4 separate regions of the Homo sapiens genome follow, and regions 2, 3 and 4 are each linked to region 1. Evidence: chromatin contacts called from ENCODE Hi-C or POLR2A ChIA-PET data. All regions are on one chromosome and are shown on one strand. The core of a region is the stretch at or near the end of the contact, and the rest is flanking DNA. Distances in the headings are between cores, read along the strand shown. Region 1 holds the start of TAF1D (TATA-box binding protein associated factor, RNA polymerase I subunit D). Region 2 holds the start of BIRC2 (baculoviral IAP repeat containing 2). Region 3 holds the start of CREBZF (CREB/ATF bZIP transcription factor). Region 4 holds the start of CTSC (cathepsin C).

Evidence for each region. Hi-C counts contacts between places; a loop is a spot of excess contacts on that map. ChIA-PET counts read pairs that join two places held with the same protein, here RNA polymerase II (POLR2A). Pooled maps may share reads with other maps.
Region 2: a pooled map shows a loop between it and region 1 (6-fold over the local background). The contact joins the promoter of BIRC2 here to the promoter of TAF1D in region 1. A Hi-C loop is called at or near these places in 3 of 50 pooled maps.
Region 3: a loop to region 1 is called in a map of B cell, with 8 times the contacts of the local background. The contact joins the promoter of CREBZF here to the promoter of TAF1D in region 1. A Hi-C loop is called at or near these places in 2 of 168 maps with a recorded cell type or tissue (B cell and naive thymus-derived CD4-positive, alpha-beta T cell) and 7 of 50 pooled maps. POLR2A ChIA-PET finds 5 or more read pairs at or near these places in 1 of 52 experiments (activated B cell).
Region 4: a loop to region 1 is called in a pooled map, with 11 times the contacts of the local background. The contact joins the promoter of CTSC here to the promoter of TAF1D in region 1. A Hi-C loop is called at or near these places in 5 of 50 pooled maps.

Annotation. Positions count from the first base shown.
Region 1 is chr11:93,739,355-93,744,623 of GRCh38, forward strand. It overlaps TAF1D (TATA-box binding protein associated factor, RNA polymerase I subunit D), which reads right to left and starts at 2,141. Exons shown (of 6, transcript NM_024116.4): 1 at 1,968-2,141. C11orf54 (chromosome 11 open reading frame 54) reads left to right here and starts at 2,318. Exons shown (of 9, transcript NM_001286069.2): 1 at 2,318-2,374. RefSeq lists enhancers at 1,801-2,310, 2,439-3,124, 2,891-3,010, 3,531-4,070.
Region 2 is chr11:102,344,269-102,349,537 of GRCh38, forward strand. BIRC2 (baculoviral IAP repeat containing 2) reads left to right here and starts at 2,946. Exons shown (of 9, transcript NM_001166.5): 1 at 2,946-3,108; 2 at 4,330-5,269. RefSeq lists an enhancer at 3,498-3,567.
Region 3 is chr11:85,663,032-85,668,300 of GRCh38, forward strand. It overlaps CREBZF (CREB/ATF bZIP transcription factor), which reads right to left and starts at 2,098. Exons shown (of 1, transcript NM_001039618.4): 1 at 1-2,098. The coding sequence starts at 1,844. The coding sequence ends at 780. RefSeq lists enhancers at 722-961, 1,072-1,361, 1,632-1,681.
Region 4 is chr11:88,334,729-88,339,997 of GRCh38, forward strand. It overlaps CTSC (cathepsin C), which reads right to left and starts at 3,008. Exons shown (of 7, transcript NM_001814.6): 1 at 2,773-3,008; 2 at 209-354. The coding sequence starts at 2,944. It overlaps LOC101929174 (a long non-coding RNA gene), which reads left to right and starts at 3,156. Exons shown (of 5, transcript NR_188511.1): 1 at 3,156-3,328. RefSeq lists an enhancer at 2,724-3,003.

The DNA.
Region 1 (5,269 bases), core at 891-3,390:
TATGACAAAGCTTCCCTAAATATTGACAGTATCTACTACAGTGTTGAACGTGGTCAGACTATGCCAATGATTTCAGGCGAAATCATTTACCAAGGTTAAGCTTCTTATCCATTTCAGATCAGTTTCTTTAAAAAGAAATCCAGAAATTCTATTCACAGGTTCTTTCAGTTGTTACCCTCTAAATGTATTCAACGCAACAAGATTCCAAAAAAGTACCGTCCCTTCCAACAAAAGCATCTTTCAATATAAGTAAAAAATGTAGTTTTATCATTAGCCACATATTTTAACGTACAATTACCAATACAGTATTAATGTACAATTAAAAGCCGTTTTCCAAGATCAAAGGGGGAATTCCTAAAGCAAAGTGTGCCCTATATAAACCAGGAAAAGGATCTCCAATCAATAAACCATTTTAAACTCCTAATCACCTCTCCATTATAATTCCTAGATTCTTCATTCCTAGATTCATTTAAGCAACTGAACTTTGTCATATTGTATCTTTGCCATTATTGGTGGAAACTGACAAGTTCTGAATTCTCAACCTTTTTCAATGAACTATCATAATTCTTGTGTCTTCATCCCCATGGTAGAGAGTATACAACATACCAAAAAAAAAAAAAAAAAAAAAGAAAAAGATTCCTTCTTGTGAGCTAAAAGAAAAAAGAAAAACAGGTTGGTCTGGGTGGCTCAGGCCTGTGTAACACAGCACTTTGGGAGGTCGAGGCGGGCGGATCGCTTGAGCCCAGGAGCTCAAGACCAACCTGGGCAACGTGGTGAAACTCCGTCTCTACAAAAAATACGGAAATTAGCCAGAATAGTGGCGCGCGCCTGTGGTCAGGAGGCTGGGGTAGGTGGAATACCTGAGCCTGGGAGGTGGAGCTTGTATGTAGTGAGCCTCAGCAACACAAGGAGACCCTTGTCTCTACAAAAAATTCTTAAAATACTGGCTAGGTGTGTTGGCCCGTGCCTTTGCTCCCAGCCACTCGGGAGGATCGCTTAAGCCGCGGTGGAGGTTGCTGTTAGCCGAGATTGCACCACTGCACTCCAGCCTGGACGACAGAGCAAGACCCTGTCTCAGGAAAAAAAAAAAAAAAAAAAAAAAAAAAAAAAAAGGCATGGCAACAAAAATTAAAGATAACTACTTATTTCATTATTGTACATGCCTTAGTCAATCTCTTGTCTCATTCTGTAGCTTCTTGGGACCTGACATGAGTCATTACATATAAATCCTAGGATGAACTAGCAAAATATTTAAAATATGAAACGATAAGGTCACCAAGAGCTCAGATTTGTTAAATGCCCCCTGTGGTATTTTCCTGGTACAAGGTCTTACTAGTTTTTTTAAGTACAAGATTCTACAAAGTCATTAAATATCGAATGCTCAAAAACGGAATTCAACAAAAATTTGCCCCCATGCTTTAACGGTATACCTGTAGTTAATTTTTTTTAAAAGTAGGGATTATCAAAATAAAGCTAGCTCAATAATCACTTTTTCGAAGTGTTTAGAAGACACTCCTACTTGGGTGTCGATGCCTCCGTGGGGATTCTGCAATTCTTAGAGGCCACGTGGGCAGAGAGCGGCGCTTTACCCGGAGCTAACGCTGTGACCACCAGCGCCTCTCACCCGGCAGCGCCTAACCTGCAGAAAACCGGCGCGAGTAATGGGTACCTCACATACGAAGGTTAAATCATTTAAATCACGTAATAAGGTTAAACTTGTCCGCAACACGATTTAACACCTCCATCTCAAGATATAATGAAGCCCGTCCACACTACAACCACGTTTGTGTGGGACTCATACCAGCCGCGTGGCGCGGAGTGGCCTGCGGCCGTGATCCCTTCACCCTCTCGGACCGACTTCGGAGTCTCGATCCTCCGGACCAACGAAGGGGCCCCGGGAAACCCCAGATATGCAACGCCTCCCCCGCCCGCCAGGCCCGGACGGCCTCGCCCTCTTAGCAACCTACCTAAAACGGCCTCGCAGTGGCCCCAACCGCGCACTTGCTGCTTGTAACCCAGGCCTCGGCCCAAAACCCGCGACTGGCCTGGTGTCCTAGAGCTCTGTACACACCACCCTCCCGACCTCAGCCCTCCAACTCCCGATAACCAGCCGACCTCCTCCAACCGTGCGGAAGAAAAGGGTTGGCTATTTCCGTGGCCCAAGTAATAGTCAGGCCGAAATCTCGCGATACAACTTAGCTTCCGGGAAGAAGGCGAGCGGTGGGAGGAGACGCGACGTGGGGGCGCCATTTTTCTCGCCGCGCAGGGAGGACTGACTAACGTGGGCGGAGCTCTAGCTCGCGTATTCTGAGGAGGCGGGGTTGGCCTAGGCGAAGATCCGGACTCTGGGTGTTTTGCTACCGTGACCGTTTAGGTGAGTGGAATAGCCAAGAACATTTCGGCAAATAACAAAAACAAAACGTGCGGTCACTTGTGAGTGGATGAGAACTGTGAGGAAACAGCCTCTCAGCCCGGTTCGTTTCCGGTGGTCTCGCGTTTGCTGAGCTGTCGCCTGGCTTTCTAAATCTGGTCCCGGGTGTGTGGCGAGGGTGACGGGTGGGATGTGTGCCTGAGTGTTTTGTAATCCTTTGTCTATTTCTGCCTTCAGAAACCCTTGTGTGTTAAAATATTGGAGAAGGCTCATTCTTTGACCATGACTCGAAGTGTGTAACCTTTGTGCTGGACGCCAGTGTTATTCCATAGCACGCCCAGGTCTCCTCCCCACTTTTGCACCTGTTTCGTAAGCTCACCCTTTCTGCCTCCCAGGAGTTGGCTAACATGTCACAAGTGAGACCTGTGGAGGATTTGTTTTTCCTAAGTTTCCTCCTACATCCCCCCTGCCCCACACCATTAGTTCCTTGACCGGTTCCTGAGTTAAGATTAAACAGTGTAAACTAGTTTAGTTTTGGTGGGGTTTTTTTCTCCCAAAGTAATTTTTTTTTTTTTGAGACCGAGTTTCGCTCTTGTTGCCCAGGCTGGAGTGCAACGGTGCGATCTTGGCTCACCGCAACATCTGCTTCCCGGGTTCAAGCGATTCTCCTGCCTCAGTCTCCCCAGTAGCTGAGATTACAGGCGTGCGCCACCATGCCCAGCTAATTTTTGCATTTTTAGTAGAGGCGGGGGTTTCTCCATGTTGGTCAGGCTGGTCTCAAACTCCCGACCTCAGGTGATCCTCCCGCCTCGGCCTCCCAAAGTAATTTTAAAAAGGAATGAACTGGTTTGATTTTTCCGCTTTCAAAATTCTGTTTTCATATGATAAACCACAAAAATCAGTAAAGCTGTCTAGTCTTATTTTATAGTTCACATTTTAGGATTGAACGGGCCTTAAAAGTAATCTGGTCTCTTTACCTGCTTTGCTCCATAGTTTGGACAATTCCGGGGATAAAAAGTCCGATCCTTTAGGCAGCCCACTGCATTTGATCCACAGGGTCTGGGCAATGACGAAGCTCCAGGACTGGTATGGCATGTCCCTCACTGCCGTATTCAGCAGCAAGCCTAGCTGTGTAATTTGTGAGGCTCAATGCAAAATGAAAATGCAGCGTCCCTTGTTCAAAAAGAAGGGGAAAAGTGCTATTAAAGGGAAGGAACATTTAACTCCTAATGCAGAATCATTGAAATTTCACATTTCATTTTGTATTTTTTCTTTTTTCTTTTTTTTTTTAGAAACAGAGTCTCGCTCTGTCGCCCAGGCTGGAGTGCAGTGTGGCCCGATCTCAGCTCACTGCAACCCCCACCTCCCGGGCTCAAGAGATCCACCCACCTCAGCTTCCCAAGTAGCTGGGACTACACGCGCCCGCCACCACAACCGGCTAATTTTTGTACTTTTAGTAGAGACCAGGTTTCACCATGTTGGCCAGGCAGGTCTCGAACTCTTGACCTCAAGTGATCCGTCTGCCTCGGCCTCCCAAAGTGCTGGGAGTACAGGCGTGAATCACCGCGCCCGGCCACATTTGGTATTTCTCTGTTTGTGTTATAGAGACAGGGTCTTGCTCTGCCACCCAGGCTGGAGTGCAGTTGAAGCAGGATATTCCTCTGACCCCTTCGTGGGTCTTGCGGCTGCGGTGCCTCACTTACTTAGCCCACGGCTCTCAACTCCTCGCGGGAGGGGGGGCGCGAGTGAATGAGGCGGGAACTGGAGTGCTGGAAGCCACGAACTCCAGTCACCCAGGCCTGCTGCGCTCCACCCTTTATGGGAGGGTGCGTGGGGGTGAGCAGATGCTGGAGCCGGAGCGAGCGCTTTTGGTCGCCGGTAGGAGCGAACTCCATGCAGGCCCTGCGGCTGTGTCTAGGGGATGCCCGCGACCCCTGAAGACCCACAGCCTGTCTTACAACCTGTCATGGTTGTGAAAAGTTTTGAGAGAACGTCTGCACAGTGTCTAACGGTGTCTGGTATATAGTGTGCACTCAAATGGTAACCAGTTTAGTTGCGATAGTTGGTCTACCCCTCCAGGTGTTAACCTCTGCAGCTCCGTTTCCCTTCTAGACCCTATTTCTGGGCCATCGACTCCCACCAATTAGGCAGGAAAATACTGTTTGCCTCCATCTGGCCCAAGGCTGTATTCCTGGAGTTTATGTGAGAACCTAACTCCTTTCTCAGCTCCAACTGTAACCCTCTCCCCACCTCCAACACACACATAAACACTCACATACACATGCTACCACACTGCCTGCTGTGCCATCAGCCTGCCTGAAGTTCACATCATTTTAGAATTGGACGGGCCTTCATAATTTAAATTTTATTATGAAAAAGTGATAGTCTAAGGAACTCATTTGATTTTTTTGTCTAAATGTCAAATATAGAGTAGAACGCACAAGTGTCTGTTATAGAAATACTTGAGAGTCCTATATGCACTGTTATCCACAACCATTTAAGCACTTATCCACTAATCCCTAATAAGTACCCCTAATAAGTACATTTCTAAACCAGTTATTCAAGCTACATCCTCCCAAGATTGGACTTTGTTTCTACTTTGGTAGGGACATAAATAAACGGAAACAACTGACCTAACTTTTTACTAAAGAGATAATAAAGGGAATAAAATTAAGATTACATTTGGATTTTAACTTGTGTTCTTATTCCTACTGCCAGCAAAAATATGTAAAGTGTTTTTATCATTATAAATGAATATACTATTCATTGTGCAGATTTTGACATGTTCATAAATAAGTTAGTACCCAATGTTTGCTTGATAAAGAATGTGATAAAATGTTAACATTTGGGAAATCTGGGTGAAGAATGTATAGGAATTATTTGTATGTAATATTTGTC
Region 2 (5,269 bases), core at 1,696-4,195, 8.6 Mb after region 1:
ACGGCCCTAACAGTTTTTGGCTGCTTTCTGAATTACATTGTTCAAGTTGAATATATTATGGCACATCTACACAATGGAGTACTATATAGAAATGAGGAATAGCTCTATATGTTAGTATTATACAATCTCTAGAATTTATTATAAAGTGAAAAAAGGTGGAGAAAATGTGCTACTACTGTTTATCTAAGAAAAGGGTAGGTATAAACATGCATAATTACATTTTTAAAATGAAAAAATGAATCATAAAAAGTGTTTAAGTCATTACTTATAGGGCAGGAAGGAAAAAGTAGAGGGGAGACCAAGGATTTTCAAAATAAAGGGAGTTACAGATGTGTAATCAAAGAGGTTAAATAAAACCTTGACTTCCTGAATTTGAATCGGAAGTATCAATGAGTTCATAATATATTTGATTTAAAAGACAAAAACCAAATCAAAACAAACCCATACTAACCAGCTCTGTCCATTGAACAGGTATAGAAACAATCAAACTCATTAACAACACGACAAACATTTTTTGTTTGTTTCTTTGTTGTTCCTTGCAGCGCCAGCTTAAAGGAGACATCCAGATTATGCTCTTTAAATATCATTTCCCACTAAAGGATCCAGGGCACTTAGGAGTAATGGCTTATTATGGGTATGGAGTAAGAAATACACAAAATGAGCCTGGAAAGCAAAGACTACTAGGAAAGTATCAGAAAGACTCAGGAGCCAACCTGAGTAAACTCTCACCGGCCTAAAATAAACAACTTGAGCACTAATAGTGGTAATAGCTACAGTGGATTACAACTCACCAAACTTCTTTAAATCCCTGGATTCATAATGATGGCTGTTTACTTTTGAGGGTTTTTAAAAAAAATCCGGCAGAGATTTTTAAATAGTATATGGTAGTGATCTAATTTTATTTTCCATTAGAATAACCATTCATTCAGCATTACTTATTGAGTAATTAATCATTTTCTCATTAATACATAATGCCAGTATATCAAATTCCCAAATACATAGATATGGGTCTCTTCTTGGGGCTCTGTATCTCCTTCCTTTAATTGTCCATCTTAGGGCGTTTAATAATACAAGACTGTCTCAATTACTATGGCTTTATTGTAACTCATTACCTGGTAGGACAAGACCTTCCAATCTTACTTTTCTTCTTCAAAATTGTTTTAAATACTGTAAATTTTTTTTCTACATAAATGTGAAAAACGTTAGAAGGGCAACTGCAGCAGACATACATAGCTTATTTTTTTAAGATTAACAGCAACTTTATACTAGCAAAATGAAAAAAAATTAACTGAATAAACAGGTAACTGAATTAACTAGCTGTAACACTAGACTACAAAGTTATACAAGATTAAAAGTTATGAGGTACTATTTATTATATGTAAATATTACAAATATTTTTTGTTAAAAATATCTAAGGCTTTTGAGTTTTTGAAATGCAAGCTTTCCCCTATACTTAAGTATATTCATTATCTTACTGCTTTGGTCAGGACAAGAACTGAAAAAGAGAAATAATCTTGAGTTCAGAATGAACAATTCTTGCTATATATATTTTCCCACATGTGTTAGGAATGTTCTGTAAACCTTCCGAGAAATAGTGACTTGAACTAAATACTAAACTACTACCAAGCCCCAGGTGCATTTTTGGAAGTTTTTAGTCATTGGGAGCCATGGCATTTCTTTTCTCTGTATTACAAACTGTTACACTCACTTTCTTTGACTATTAACATTGGAACAGTAGACCTCCTGTTCTGTGACTGACTGGCAGGCAGAAATGACACAGACAGGAAATGGGAAATGGTTCAGGGTCTTGGAATTCCCCCGGCTCCCTAATTAAGTGGCTTGCTATTTGGAAGTTTTTTAAATATTTGCCCCTTGGAGTTCCCCAGAGAGAAGCAAGCATCGGATTCAACGGGCAAAGAGCGTCAACTTCAAAAGTCGTTCGTTGGTTGTCATACCACAAACATTTACTGCACGACACTGTGTCTATGGCACTATTGGGGGAGTATGGCGGGGGGATACAAAAGGTCCATGACTAGCAAAAGCCAAGGGTTTTTATTTACAAATTTTCTATTACCTAAGCATTAAAAAAAATTGGGCTCCTCTCTGGTTTATGTACAATTATATGTGCATGTACACCAATACACAGGCAGACGTATATATTTCATTTTATTGAAACATTCAGAAAATACTGGGAGTGAAGCCTGACTTGCAATACAGTTCTCTTTGCTGGCAATGAGCATCTGAAATAATGACACTTTTTTCTTTAGTGCATATGAACTGTTTGTCTCCAGAACAGAAAACCAAAAGTTTAAAAACAAGATACTCCCGTTGACATCAAGTCTTCAGAATTATTCATCTGATGCTTCCTAGTTTCCAAAGTTTCGCTTTTTTCGATTTGCACAGGCAGCTGTTGAACGCTGATGCTACACAAACGGTTACAATTGTTTACTTAAGCAAAAAATGCCACCAGACTGACTCCATCCTCAAAATGCAGTCATCTGGACGGGGGGAGGCATCACACTTGGGGAGCCTTGCCAGGGGCCAGATCATAACCCTGAGGTGACACAGGGTAGGACGCGCAAAACCACCGGCGCCAGGGCGTTTCCGCAGGGTTTCCCAAAACTCAAACGCAGCGGCTCACGGTTTGCCACGTCCCCCAGGAGAATGGTAGACACAGAGAGGAAATGTGGAGAGGGCACAAACCGCAAGGTGAAGAAAACGAACAAACACCGAGTTGATACGGATAGTCCCCGTTCCCCTGAGGGCCGACCCCGTGACTCCCGATGAGCGTCCAGTTGCGCCGGGCATCCTGGCCTCCCAGCGTCTTTCCCGGAGGTTCATCGCCGCACGGCGGAAAGCGCTCTCGGTTCCGCTTTCCGGCCCCAGCCTCCCGGGCGCCCTCGCGCGGCGGCTAACGCTGGTCCTCGGCCGGGCGCGCTGACGTCATCGTGCGTCAGAGTGAGCCCGGATGGGGCGGCGGGCTTCGGGAGCGCCCGGGCTGATCCGAGCCGAGCGGGCCGTATCTCCTTGTCGGCGCCGCTGATTCCCGGCTCTGCGGAGGCCTCTAGGCAGCCGCGCAGCTTCCGTGTTTGCTGCGCCCGCACTGCGGTGAGTGCTGCTCCTTCCGGGCTCGGGCGGCGTGGGGCGGGTGGGGACGCGAGGGCCCGCGGGGGCCCACTTCCCTGATGTGGCGGCGAACGAGGAAGGACGGGGCCTGAGGCCCTTCGGCCAAGGGTCGAGGGTCGCCGGGGGCTCTCTGCTTTCTACTCTCGCCAAGGTTTTATTGGATTCGGAAGCCCCAACTTCGAGACTTGCAGTCAAAGCGATTTTTAAAATGACTTGTTTTCAAGCCTCTGGCCGCCGCCCACTCTTCTGGCCCTTGGACTTTGACCAAGATGTTTTCTCGCAGTTTTTGCAAGGTTTTAAACTTAGCCCTCGGCGTTCTTTTAATGTAATACATTGAAACGAAGATATTTCGGTGGCGGCGATATTTCATATTTCATAGTTGCCACTGCGCTCTGTCATTCCAGTAGTCGTCTGTTGTGTATTGTGAGAAGCAACTCTGGGAAATTATTGGGTAAATCCCATAGTTTCTATTCTTTTCCCTTCCATCCTATCCCCTGCCCAGCTGCAATTTGCGTAAAGAGAATGCAGCAGTGCGGTGCACGTAGATAAAAATCTTTCATTTAAAGATAGGATATAAGACCGGGTGTAATTAAAGCAATCATGCCAGTGGTCGTAGTGCCGGAGCCACTGTTTCACAGGCCACTGTGTTAGGTTTTGTTTTCGAGTTGCTTTCTGTGGTCGTTGCTTTGAAATTGTAAGGGAATGGCAGAGTTTAAGAGTTTATATTAATGAACTCGTGGTGCATTTTACTGCAGTTTTCCTAGTCGTGGAGAGACTTGATATTACAAACTAACGTTGCTGTCTTAATTCCTGCTGTACTGCTGCTGACAGGGTGTAGTGGAGTGTCTGTCTGTCTTTTTAACCAATGTGCCTTTGCCTCCAGCAGAGTGCCAGAGTTACCTTTAGGCCAGAAAAGGGGAGGAGAGCAAGGACAAAATGTTTCCTGTGTGAAAATTTCCATCTGTCTCTGAAGTTGTGCGTTTTAAAGACACGTATAGTTAGTGCTATGGGGAGTATGTTGCATTTACTTATTTTAATTAATAGCTTTTTCATTTAGAAAGTTGTGACAAATTGCTGGAATTAAGATGTATTATCTAAAGTGTGAATTATTCTTAGACTTTACTGAATAAATTGAAGAGTATGTAAGTTCTATTTGGCATGCACATACAGTTTTCTAAAATACTTTTTGTTTTTTCTTTTCAGATTTACAACCCTGAAGAATCTCCCTATCCCTATTTTGTCCCCCTGCAGTAATAAATCCCATTATGGAGATCTCGAAACTTTATAAAGGGATATAGTTTGAATTCTATGGAGTGTAATTTTGTGTATGAATTATATTTTTAAAACATTGAAGAGTTTTCAGAAAGAAGGCTAGTAGAGTTGATTACTGATACTTTATGCTAAGCAGTACTTTTTTGGTAGTACAATATTTTGTTAGGCGTTTCTGATAACACTAGAAAGGACAAGTTTTATCTTGTGATAAATTGATTAATGTTTACAACATGACTGATAATTATAGCTGAATAGTCCTTAAATGATGAACAGGTTATTTAGTTTTTAAATGCAGTGTAAAAAGTGTGCTGTGGAAATTTTATGGCTAACTAAGTTTATGGAGAAAATACCTTCAGTTGATCAAGAATAATAGTGGTATACAAAGTTAGGAAGAAAGTCAACATGATGCTGCAGGAAATGGAAACAAATACAAATGATATTTAACAAAGATAGAGTTTACAGTTTTTGAACTTTAAGCCAAATTCATTTGACATCAAGCACTATAGCAGGCACAGGTTCAACAAAGCTTGTGGGTATTGACTTCCCCCAAAAGTTGTCAGCTGAAGTAATTTAGCCCACTTAAGTAAATACTATGATGATAAGCTGTGTGAACTTAGCTTTTAAATAGTGTGACCATATGAAGGTTTTAATTACTTTTGTTTATTGGAATAAAATGAGATTTTTTGGGTTGTCATGTTAAAGTGCTTATAGGGAAAGAAGCCTGCATATAATTTTTTACCTTGTGGCATAATCAGTAATTGGTCTGTTATTCAGGCTTCATAGCTTGTAACCAAATATAAATAAAAGGCATAATTTAGGTATTCTATAGTTGCTTAGAATTTTGTTAATATAAATCTCTGTGAAAAATCAA
Region 3 (5,269 bases), core at 848-3,347, 8.1 Mb before region 1:
ATTTAAGAGATACCTGTCACCTCCAGCAAAATAACTATCACATTTGTGCATGCCCCAAATACTTAACTGTCAACCTCTGAAAAGTTGCCCTAAAATCGGAATTCCAATTTGCACCTTGTACAACTCGGAACTTCCATTCAACTTCACCTGTTTCACTGTCTCCAAACTGTCTCTCTATAAGCAGGTTTCAGTGTACAGTTGGAACCGATGTCATCCAAGGCCATGTCCACACTGGGGACAGAAGAGCTAGGTACACGCAAGTCTGAATAAGGGGACACATTAATAGCTATTTCAACCAGAAGAGGCATCTTAAATACATTCTTGACCAGCACAAGTCTGTTTCCAGGGTGGACAGGGCCCAAATTAGATTTCCCTCCCACCTTCCAAAACAGAAAAAAAAAAAAAAATCACACACACACAAACTGAGATGTTGCCCATTAAAGTAGACAAAGCAGCAGAGCATGAGCGTTACGGGAAGAGATGGATCCTTACCAGGTTGTGAGGCGGGAACGACTGTTCTGTAACCCCTACAACGGAGCCTGGCAGGAAGGAAATCACCTAAAAAAGAAACTGTCAGAGAGATTTAATAGTCACATGTTATCATTAGGAGTTGGTTACTGTGTCACATTCATGCTTTTAGCTAAACACTTTAAGATTCAATATTACTTTTTTTCTCTCCTCTGAAATGTGTCCGGTGAAGATGTCCCACTAAGGTAAGTTTGACATGGTGTAAGGGAGTTGAAAGGGGTAAACGCGGATAAAGAGCAGATTACTTGACCCTACATTTTAAGAGAAGACGACGCCTTCCGGGCGCACGCCGAGCAGAACTCCACCGACACCTTATCCTTGTCCACATGGAGACAGACTCCTCCCGCCGAGTCGTCCTCTTCCAGCAGGTCCTGCTTCTGCTTTCCCACCGGCAGAGCGTAGTCGTGGTCACCGGCGGGCGAGTCTCTGAAGAGCGAGGTGGTCAGCCGCAGTCCCACGCCGCTCAGCCGGCTCAGCAAGCGAGCCAGTCCAGTCTCGTTGGCTAAGACTGCCCGTAGGTAGCGACTCTCCTCCTGCAGTGCCTGTACGCGTTTGCCCAGCTCCCGATTCTCGGCCCGCAGCTCCTGGTTCTCGGCTGCCAGACCCCGGACTCGACTCTCCAGCCCCATCACGTACTCCTTCTTCTTCAGTCGATTAAGGCGGGCAGCGGCCGCCGCCGCCTTCCGGGGACTCTTTGTCGCCGCCTGGTTGTTGTCGTTACCGCTGCCGCCACCGCCGCCTCCTCCTGGGGACTTTCTCCGCCTCTTTTCGGCGCTGCCACTGTCACTGCTGCTGCTGCAGCCTCCGATACCGTTTAACAGCCTTTGCAGCAGGTCAGAGAAGCGCTGCATTTCAGCAGCCGCGGCCTCATCGTCATCGTCCCCTCTCCACAGGCCGCCGCTATCCGAGCCTCCGCCAGACGAGGAGAGAGGCCCCGGCGAGCTAAGCCCGGGGTCCAGGTGCCAGTCCGGTTGCCTGGGGTCCAGGAGATCCGCCAGTTCCAGCCCAGACAGAAAGTCCATATCCTCCGTCTCTTCCCCCGGGAGGCTGGCGATCGCCTCCTCCTCCATCTCCTCGGGGGAGGGCGCGCGCACGGCCACGCCGCCGCGGCTCCCCCTCCCGGCTTCCAACTCTCCTTCGTCGCCAAACTGCTGCTTGCGGCCGGGAGATCCGGCCGCCGCCGTCTCCTCCTCCCCCGCTGCAGCCCGGGTCAGGTCAGAGGGCAGCGAACAAGTTGCAGCCGGCTCCGGGCTCTCACTGCGGGTTGGGGAGTTGCTGCCCGAGGCTGCCAGCAGCTTGGTCAGGCTATGCCTCATGAGGGCCAGCGGCGGGCCGCGGTAGGCCCCGGCCGCTAAGAGTGGGCCTCACGGGCCCCAAGGATCCCAGGCCCCAGGGCGGGTAGCCCCCGGCACTGGCCGAAACGAAATGCAGGGAAAGGTCCGAGTCGCCTCCCGCCTCACTTGGCTAGTCGACCCCCCGCGCCAAGGCGCGGGGAGGGACGGGAGAACGAAGCGGTGAGGCCCTGCGATGACTCGACCGCGCCACCCAGACAACGGCGTAGCCGGAAGTCAGTGGTTTTCGCCCCAGTCCCGCCCACCGCGTTTCGCGCGCCACCAGGCCGTAGTGTCGCGAGATTTCAGGGTGCTTTAGAGTGGGAATAATTCCAGCTTTCTAGTGATGTCATAATAACAGCGGCAAAAATAACAAGTCTCTAGATTTATCCACCCTAATTCAATACCACCCAATACCCAGACTCAACAGTTCAACACAACATTTTGCTATATTTGCTTTATCTTTACATAAATGCTTGTAAATTTTTTTTTTGCTGAATCATCCTAAAGTTGCAGATGAGACACCACACCCCTGCGTACTTCAGTGTGCATCTCTAAAAATAAGGACTTTTTTTTCATAATCATAATACTATTACCAAGTCTTCAGAAAATTAACAATCGTTTACTAATACTATTTAATACCTGGGCCATACTAGATGTCCTCAGTTGGATAATGGATATGCTAGTTACCCTAACCTGATCACTACATTCCATATGTATAGAAATATCACTATGTACCCAATGAATATGACAGTTATTATTTGTCAATTAAAAAAAATTAAAACCAAAGCAAAATGAATGTAGAATACAACATTGCTTACAAAAATTGTCTTCAGTTGTTCTTGCCATTTTTGTAAGTAGATGTTTTCACTTGAGCCAAAATCCAATCAGTACTGACTTACTGCATTTGGGTAACAAACAAACAAAAACTCTGACAAATAGAGCCAGGAAAGGCTATGAAGAGAGGGTACTCATGCTTGTATGCCTGAAAACAAAGACTGTAAAAACCACAACGTTGCACAAAGACCATCACGACCTTATACAAAACCTCTGCAAGGATGTCTGCCCAGAAACTGCCTGTCCAACCTTTAACTGACGTCACCCTTGTTATTGACCTTTGTAGCTAAGATAATTAGTTCAAAACAATGTGTAACCATCCTCATTTTTTTTTCCTTTAAAACTCTTTGTCTTCCTTCGTCTTCCTGAATACACACATAGTTTACTATGGCATGCGTTTTCCCACTGAAATGCTCCATTCTCAAAACATGTCTTTTATTTTAGAGACCTTTTCTGTTTGTTATTTAGGTTCACATCCCACAAGGGATTTCAGATTTGAAGCAGTTTACAAATACAGATATTTAGGTTCACATCCCACAAGGGATTTGAGATTTGAAGCAGTTTACAAGTACATTAGAATATAGTAAAACAAAACATTTTGAATTTTTAAAAAGCAAGGCCAATAAAAGATGAACTAGGAAGAGAAGGATTTCTGAAAGGGGAAAAGGTTAATCTTGGAATTGGATGGATGCAATATCTTACTCAGTTGTTTGAATTGGGCTAAAAATTGTTTCCTGACAGCCCAAACAAAAAAAGAGAAATGAATTTTCCTTTGTTCATGAGTAAAATATACATGAATTCTTTAACTGCTCTTCTAGTTCTTAAATCTTAAAGAAACTTCTCTATAGGATACTGAATAATGTAGTAGATATCCTCGAGGATAGCTGCTTCTATACAGTATTTCTTAGAGACACAGAAAGCAAGGTCCAGGGAAGTTGAACACTGACAGGTCCCAAATATTGAGAAACGTGCCTGGTACTGCATAGGCTTCAACAAATATTGAGTGAGTGAGTGAATAAAGTCTACAGTTTTGACTGAAGCCATAACACTAAAGCTCACCTGAATGAAAACAATTATTTCAAGGTGTGAAAAAAGTATGACCTGTGGTATCTAGAAGAATAAATAAAAGGACTCCTTGTCCTGCTTAACATTCCATTAGGAAAGATTTTGCCAAAGTACAAGAGCACACAGTTCAAGGTGATATATGTATACTCTGGCCTCCCTTGAGTACAGGTGTTTTGTATGGCTGGTAATCCCATCCAACTACATTTTCCCCTTAGGCAAAATTCAATATTATTAACTGATTATATTTTTTAAATTACGAAATTTTGTTTTAAATACACATGATTTGGCTGGGCGTGGTGGCTCACACCTGTAATCCTACCACTTTGGGAGGCCGAGGCAAGAGGATTGCCTGAGCCCAGGAGTTCAAGACCAGCCTGGGCAACATAGAGAGACACCAACCCCCCACCCCCCGCCGCCAACCCCCACCCACTACCATGCCTGGCTAATTTTTTGTACTTTTAGTAGAAATGGGGTTTCACCATGTTGGTCAGGCTGGTCTCGAACTCCTGGCCTCAGGTGATCTGCCCGACTCAGCCTCCCAAAGTGCTGGGATTGCAGGCGCAAGCCACTGCAACTGCCCAGATTCGCTTTTCTTTGATTATTGGAAGGTTGAATGTTTGTCACATGACCAATTGACATCTAATGCGAATAGGATTTTCACTTCCCTAACTCATTTTTCTTTGAAGTAGGGAAAAAATGTTCTTCAGGGAAGATGTTTGTCTTTTTTCTTCTTGATTTATGTGAATTCTTTACATTATAAGGAAAACATCCCTTTGTCTCTTACATTTTCCAACTTTTTTTAAAAATCATTTTACCATTTACTAGGGGTGGAGTTGTAAAGCTGCTTCTCAGGCTGTAATTTTTAAATAGTCAATTTATCAAAGACCAGGCTCAGCAGCTCACACCTGTAATCCCAGCACTTTGGGAGGCCAAGGCAGGTGGAGCACTTAAGGTCAGGAGTTCAAGACCAGCCTGGCCAACATGGTGAAACCCCATCTCTATTAAAAATACAAAAAATTAGAAAAAAATTAGCCAGGTATGGTGGCACATGCCTGTAATCCCAGCTACTTGGGAGGCTGAGGCCCAAGAATCACTTGAACCTTGGAGGCGGAGGTTGCAGTAAGCCAAGATCACGCCATTGCACTCTAGCCTGGGAGACAGAGTAAGACTATGTAAAAAAAAAAAAATCCACTTATCAATTCATTGAATAATCCGTACTTGTCCCACTGACTTCCCAACATGCCATATATTAAATTCTTACATACACTTGGATCTGTTTCTGGTCTTTATCTATTTTATTGATCAGTTCTGCAATTCCAGAAGCAAAATCACTCCACTTTTTATTGGAGTTTATATTACATTCTCATATCTCATATGGCAAGTCCCTCTTTGTTACTTGTACTTTCTTAGAATTTTCTAGCTATACTTAAGTATTTATTTCTCCACATAACTTTAGAAGACTTTCCAAGTTCAAAAAAGCTAGAATTTTTATGGAAATTGCATTAAAT
Region 4 (5,269 bases), core at 1,758-4,257, 5.4 Mb before region 1:
TGTAGCACTGGTATTTTGTAAACCTACTAAAATCATAATTTTAAATAAAGTGGCAAAATTATACCAACTACTACTACTCTTGGGAAGAGTGGTGTCAATTCCGGTCATCTTCTTAATCTAAAATTAAAATTCTGAGGGTCTACTAATCAGAAGAGGTTTCAGATATCAAATCATTGAAAATGTAAATCCAACTTCCAACAAAACTAACCTTAAAAAAGGCAAACCACTTGTAGTCATTCAACACAATCTCAAAGCCTTGGTTGTAAATGATGGTGAAATGGCCAGAATTGCCAAGGTCATCATATGCTGTATCCAGCTTCTGAAGGTACACCACTACTTTTTTTTCTTGTGGTCCTAAAGAAAAAAAAAAAAAGCACAATAAAGGAAAATTATTTGGATTTCAATAGGGGAAAGAATCCCCCAATTTCAATTTTAATTGTGCTGCTTTCCTTTCATGCTACCCAGTTTGAGCACAGTCTGCCTAGTGAAGAAACCAGAGGCTCCATCTTGTTGCCTCAAACAGTTCCTGCTCCGAGGCAAGACTGTGAAGTTAGGCTCTAAAAATTTGAGATAATGCAAGCAGAAGCAGTGGCTCACGCCTGTAATCCTAGCACTTTGCGGGGCTGAGGTCAGAACTTCAAGACTAGTTTGGGCAACATAGTGAGACCCTGTCTCTACAAAAATAATTTTTAAAAATTCGCTGGTTATGGTGGTGCATTGCCTGTAGTCCCAGCTATTTGAGCGGCTGAAGCTGAGGTGGAAGGATTGCTTGAGCCCAGGAGTTGGAGGCTGCAGTGAGCTATGATTGCACAACTGCATTCCAACCTGGGCAACACAGTGAGACCTTGTCTCAAAAAAGAGAGATATGCTATGCAGCCCAGCAGGCAGGGAGACCCCCAAAACTACAGTACCTTTCCAGAGCATCCCAACACTGAAGAAATTTTTCCACTGAACAAAAGGAGAAATGGGGAATGTTGAAAATTACAGGCTTCCAGAAACGGAGAAAAGGCAAAATGCTAGTCAAAAGTGGGAAATGCAAGAATAAAAGGTATGACAACAAAAAGATAAATAAACAGACTATCAGATCCTAAGGAAGACAATGTGCTAAGCCCAGGAGAAGACACAAAATGATCTATTCGGAGAAGAAATGGGGTACCTTTCTCCTCAAAGGCTCTACAGTTTAGAACCTCATAATCTGAATCCTTCCAAAGTTTATTCAGCAAACTAGAGGTCTGTATCCTATAAAACCAATTAGTGCTGATAGGAATGATACGTTTAACCTTCATAGATGAGGGCTCAGACCTGTGGGTGCCTTTAATTACTGAATTAAGGCCAAAGGTAATTTTATAGGCAGAGCCTTCCTGAAAATGATTCAGCTGTGTCCATCTGGAGAGTTGTGTATTTTAAAGTTTTTCCATGTTTGAGAGTAATGCTCTGACATGGGAGATTGCATGTGACAGGGCAGTGCAAATCCTGATCTCTTTCTGCCCCAACCTTCAAACTCAAATTTAAAAAAAAAAAAAAAAAAAAGGCCAGGCGTGGTGACTCCCGCCTGTAATCCCAGTACTTTGGGAGGCCGAGGCGGGCGGATCACGAGGTCAGGAGATGGAGACCATCCTGGCTAACACAGTGAAACCCGTCTCTACTAAAAATACAAAATATTAGCCGGGCGTGGTGGCATGTGCCCGTAATCCTAGCTACTCGGGAGACTGAGGCAGGAGAATCGCTTAAACCCGGGAGGCGGAGGTTGCAGTGAGCCGAGATCCCGCCACTGAACTACAGCCTGGGTGACAGAGCAAGACTCCATTCTCAAAAAAAAAAAAAAAAAAGTTACAATGTTCAGGATTATGAAATGCTATACAGTCAGTTAAAAAGGTATTTCTTTAGTAACAAATGACTTAATCTTTGTTCTGTTGACAAGAAAATTATAGCTGATTTTTTACTGACTCTGCAGAAGTCACAGGCTGTAAGAGGGTTTGGGTAGACCACAGTGTGACTCTTCTAACTAGTGATTGTCTTTTTTCCACCCCACCCCCTTCACTAGGTTCTTTGTTCTAGGGGTAACCATGTTATCTGAAGGCATATGGAATATCTCCAGTATGTTCAAACACTAGGTATTTATTGAGAGCCTTCCATGAGCCAAACATTGTGCAGACTCTGGGCATTTCTAATTACTAGGTTCAGAGTTAAGTTTTCTTTGTTATTAATTTTTTAAAAAATTTTTACCTCCTTGCAATGCATGAAACAATGCAGAGTGGTACTAGCCGTTTTCTAGTACTCATCAACACCCGCTCAAACCAAAATCGCTGGGCAGAAAGTCCCTTTCCCACCATCTAACAAAAAGAGAAAACTTCATGCTATATCCTCGAGAGTCTCTGAGCTCATCTATCTTCACTAGTAAAATAGTAATAAAAAATAAAAATAAATTTTAAAAATAACGCTACCAGATCGGACTGGAGAACCAAACGATTGCAGTTCCCAAGTCTCTCTCAAAGCAAACAAAATTAAGCGGGAGGAATAAAAAAGTTCTTGATCAAAGTGTTGAGTCCCCAAGATAACCAAGAAAGTGTGGAGTTAGAAGTTCTCAGCAGATGAACTTTAACTTCGCGAGCCTGGCGGGGAAGAAGGTCCCCAAGGGTCCCCGAATCCAGTCAAGATGCTCTGGCCACCCACAAGCGTCTGCCTGGGGGGAAGCGGTAGTTGGCGTGGCGCTGCGTTAGGGGCTCAAGGGCAGAAAGGACGACCCGGAGGACTGCCGAGCCGGCGGCTTACCCATAACCGAGCAGTTGACATCGCGCTGGGAACCGCTGGAGCCCACCTGGAAGACCCAGGTGCCCAGCAGGTCAAGATAGGTGCAGTTGGCAGGTGTGTCGCAGCGCACGGCGCCGTCGCCGGAGAGAAGCAGCAGGAGGGCGGCGAGCAGCAAGGAGGGCCCAGCACCCATGCTGCAGGGAGCTGAGAAAAGAGGTGAAGAATTACCAGGAAGCCGAGCGCTGCGGGCTAGCGGTGAGTCCACCACGAGGCGCGCGCCTTGAAATAGCTACGCCGGCCCGGAAACCCGTGGGCGGGGTCACTGAGCAGCAGGGGATTGGGGGTTGGGCGCCAGGCGCGTGCGCGTCTCTGAAACGGGGACTTGGGAGCGCGCGCTGCCCCTCACTTGGCTGCAACTGGACCCAGAACTAGGGAAGAGGCCAGGGACAGATTTTTTTTTTTTATTTTTATTTTTTTTGCCGAGGGACGTTTCAAAATTTTGCACGGCCAGGGTGACAAAAAGAGGATTTAAGAGCCACAAGCGGTCCGCACATGACCCAGACTTCGTTCCTGTGCGGTAACGTAGGGAGAGAAGGAAAGGGTGTGGGGGGAATAAGGGAGTGGGTCAGGTGAAAGAGCGCGACAGAGGGAGAGATCTAGCAAGTGGAGTTCTGTTTTACTTGCTATTCTTCCCCTTTAGTCTTTTTTCTCAGGTCCACTTGCCTCATAACCAACTTCTTGTTTTTTCCTCTGAAAAACTTCGCTAGCTAACATCAACTATTCCAGCTGTTTGAGAACTTATCTTCCTTCCGTTTTCCAACTCTTCCTACTTTTTTATGTGCTTGATTTTGTTTTGTTTCCTGGTAAATGCTGTTTGCCTGTTTGCATTCAGCAGAATTCAGTTTTTGTGCAAACCTGCAGTTTTGATGTATTAGCGTTGTGGGGGTTTTCCCTCTGGCACGCACACACATGGCGCTCTCAGAGATGATATTGCTCAACCCCTTTTATGTTACAGAGGAAAAGCAAGAGGCCCAGAGAGAGGAAGCGGCTTGCCCAGGGTGAGAAGGGTGAGGAAGGAAGCTAGCCAATGGGAGAAGGCTGGTCTTATGAACCGTTCTAGTGTGTCAGTCTGATCGCCAAAAATTATTAGGTGGCACTATTTCCAGGTGCCTCCTTGCTCAGTTTAAGTATCACCCTTTTCCGTAAGAGCCTCCCGTTCTTTCCTGGCTTTTGTTGGTAATTGGGGCTCCTTTCTCCCACTGAGCCTACTAGGTGTCAGGCCCTGTGGACACAGTGATGAACAAGACAGACCTGATGTGTCCCCGTTTTCTTTGGGATATGAATTTTTGCCCCCTTTGCACTGGTCACAAATCAATATTCATATGTCCATTTTTTTTCCACCAGATTATAAACATTCAAAGAGAGCAGGTCCAAATTATTCACTTATATCTCCCTAGATTCTGGTTTATTCAGAAAGTGTCCTTGAGTGTTAAAATAAGTGTACTTAATATTCTTATCTTGGTTGCCAAGCTTGAAAGCCAGTTTCAATGAGGCAAAAGGAGTTGTCCTTGAAAGTTCAGAGGTGAAAATACTCTTCAATGGGGGCACAAATTTCCAAAGCCTGGGGCGGGGTTGGTGGCGGGGGGTTGGGGAACACCTTGCTTTTAGGTTTTATATACCTTCTTAGAATTGAAAGCTGACATTGTATAATTAAGCTAACACACTATTTATTTAAAGATACCCTGACAGATTAAGCTTCCCTTCCTGAATCTCTAGGAAGGTGTGTTACTGATTGTTAAAACATTAAATTTGTATTAGGTCATCAATATTGAAGAGCCAGTTTAGGTGGAAATTTCTTTGATGAATGTAATCAAAGCAACACACTTAATTGTAAAGAAAGTTTAAAACAGTCTTTATTCAATGATTGAATAATAGAAAAAGATCTTGTGGACCTCTTAGTCTAATGGATTCATTTTAAAATTGGGAAATGGAGATTCAGAGAGTTAAATCACTTGCTGAATGTCATATTGCCACTTAGTAAGATTTAAGAATGAACCTCAGGCACATTGATTTTCAGTTTAGTTTATTTCTACTAATCTAATAATTCCCATACTGTTCTCTCTCAAAAATAACTACTAACTCTCCATTCCACGCACACACAAAAAATTGATTCTCAAACTGATCAGACCCCAAATCCTTTACTTTCTGAAATGAAATTAATATATAAACTGCTTACACACTTAATAAAAAGAAATGTAATGCCAAATGTAATATAAAGAAGAAATCAGATATTTTAAATATATTTCTAGTATAATAAGTTATATCCCATCATGTAAAATGTTCAAGTATGACTGTGTTGGAAAACATAATGAGGCACTCAGATACTTGCTCTTCACACTTCTGTAACCACCCAATGGATTCACCTGGCCTGCTGCCTAGACAGAGCCAATTTATCAAGACAGGGGAATTGCAATGGAGGAAGAGTAATTCATACAGAGCCGGCTGTGGGGGAGACGGG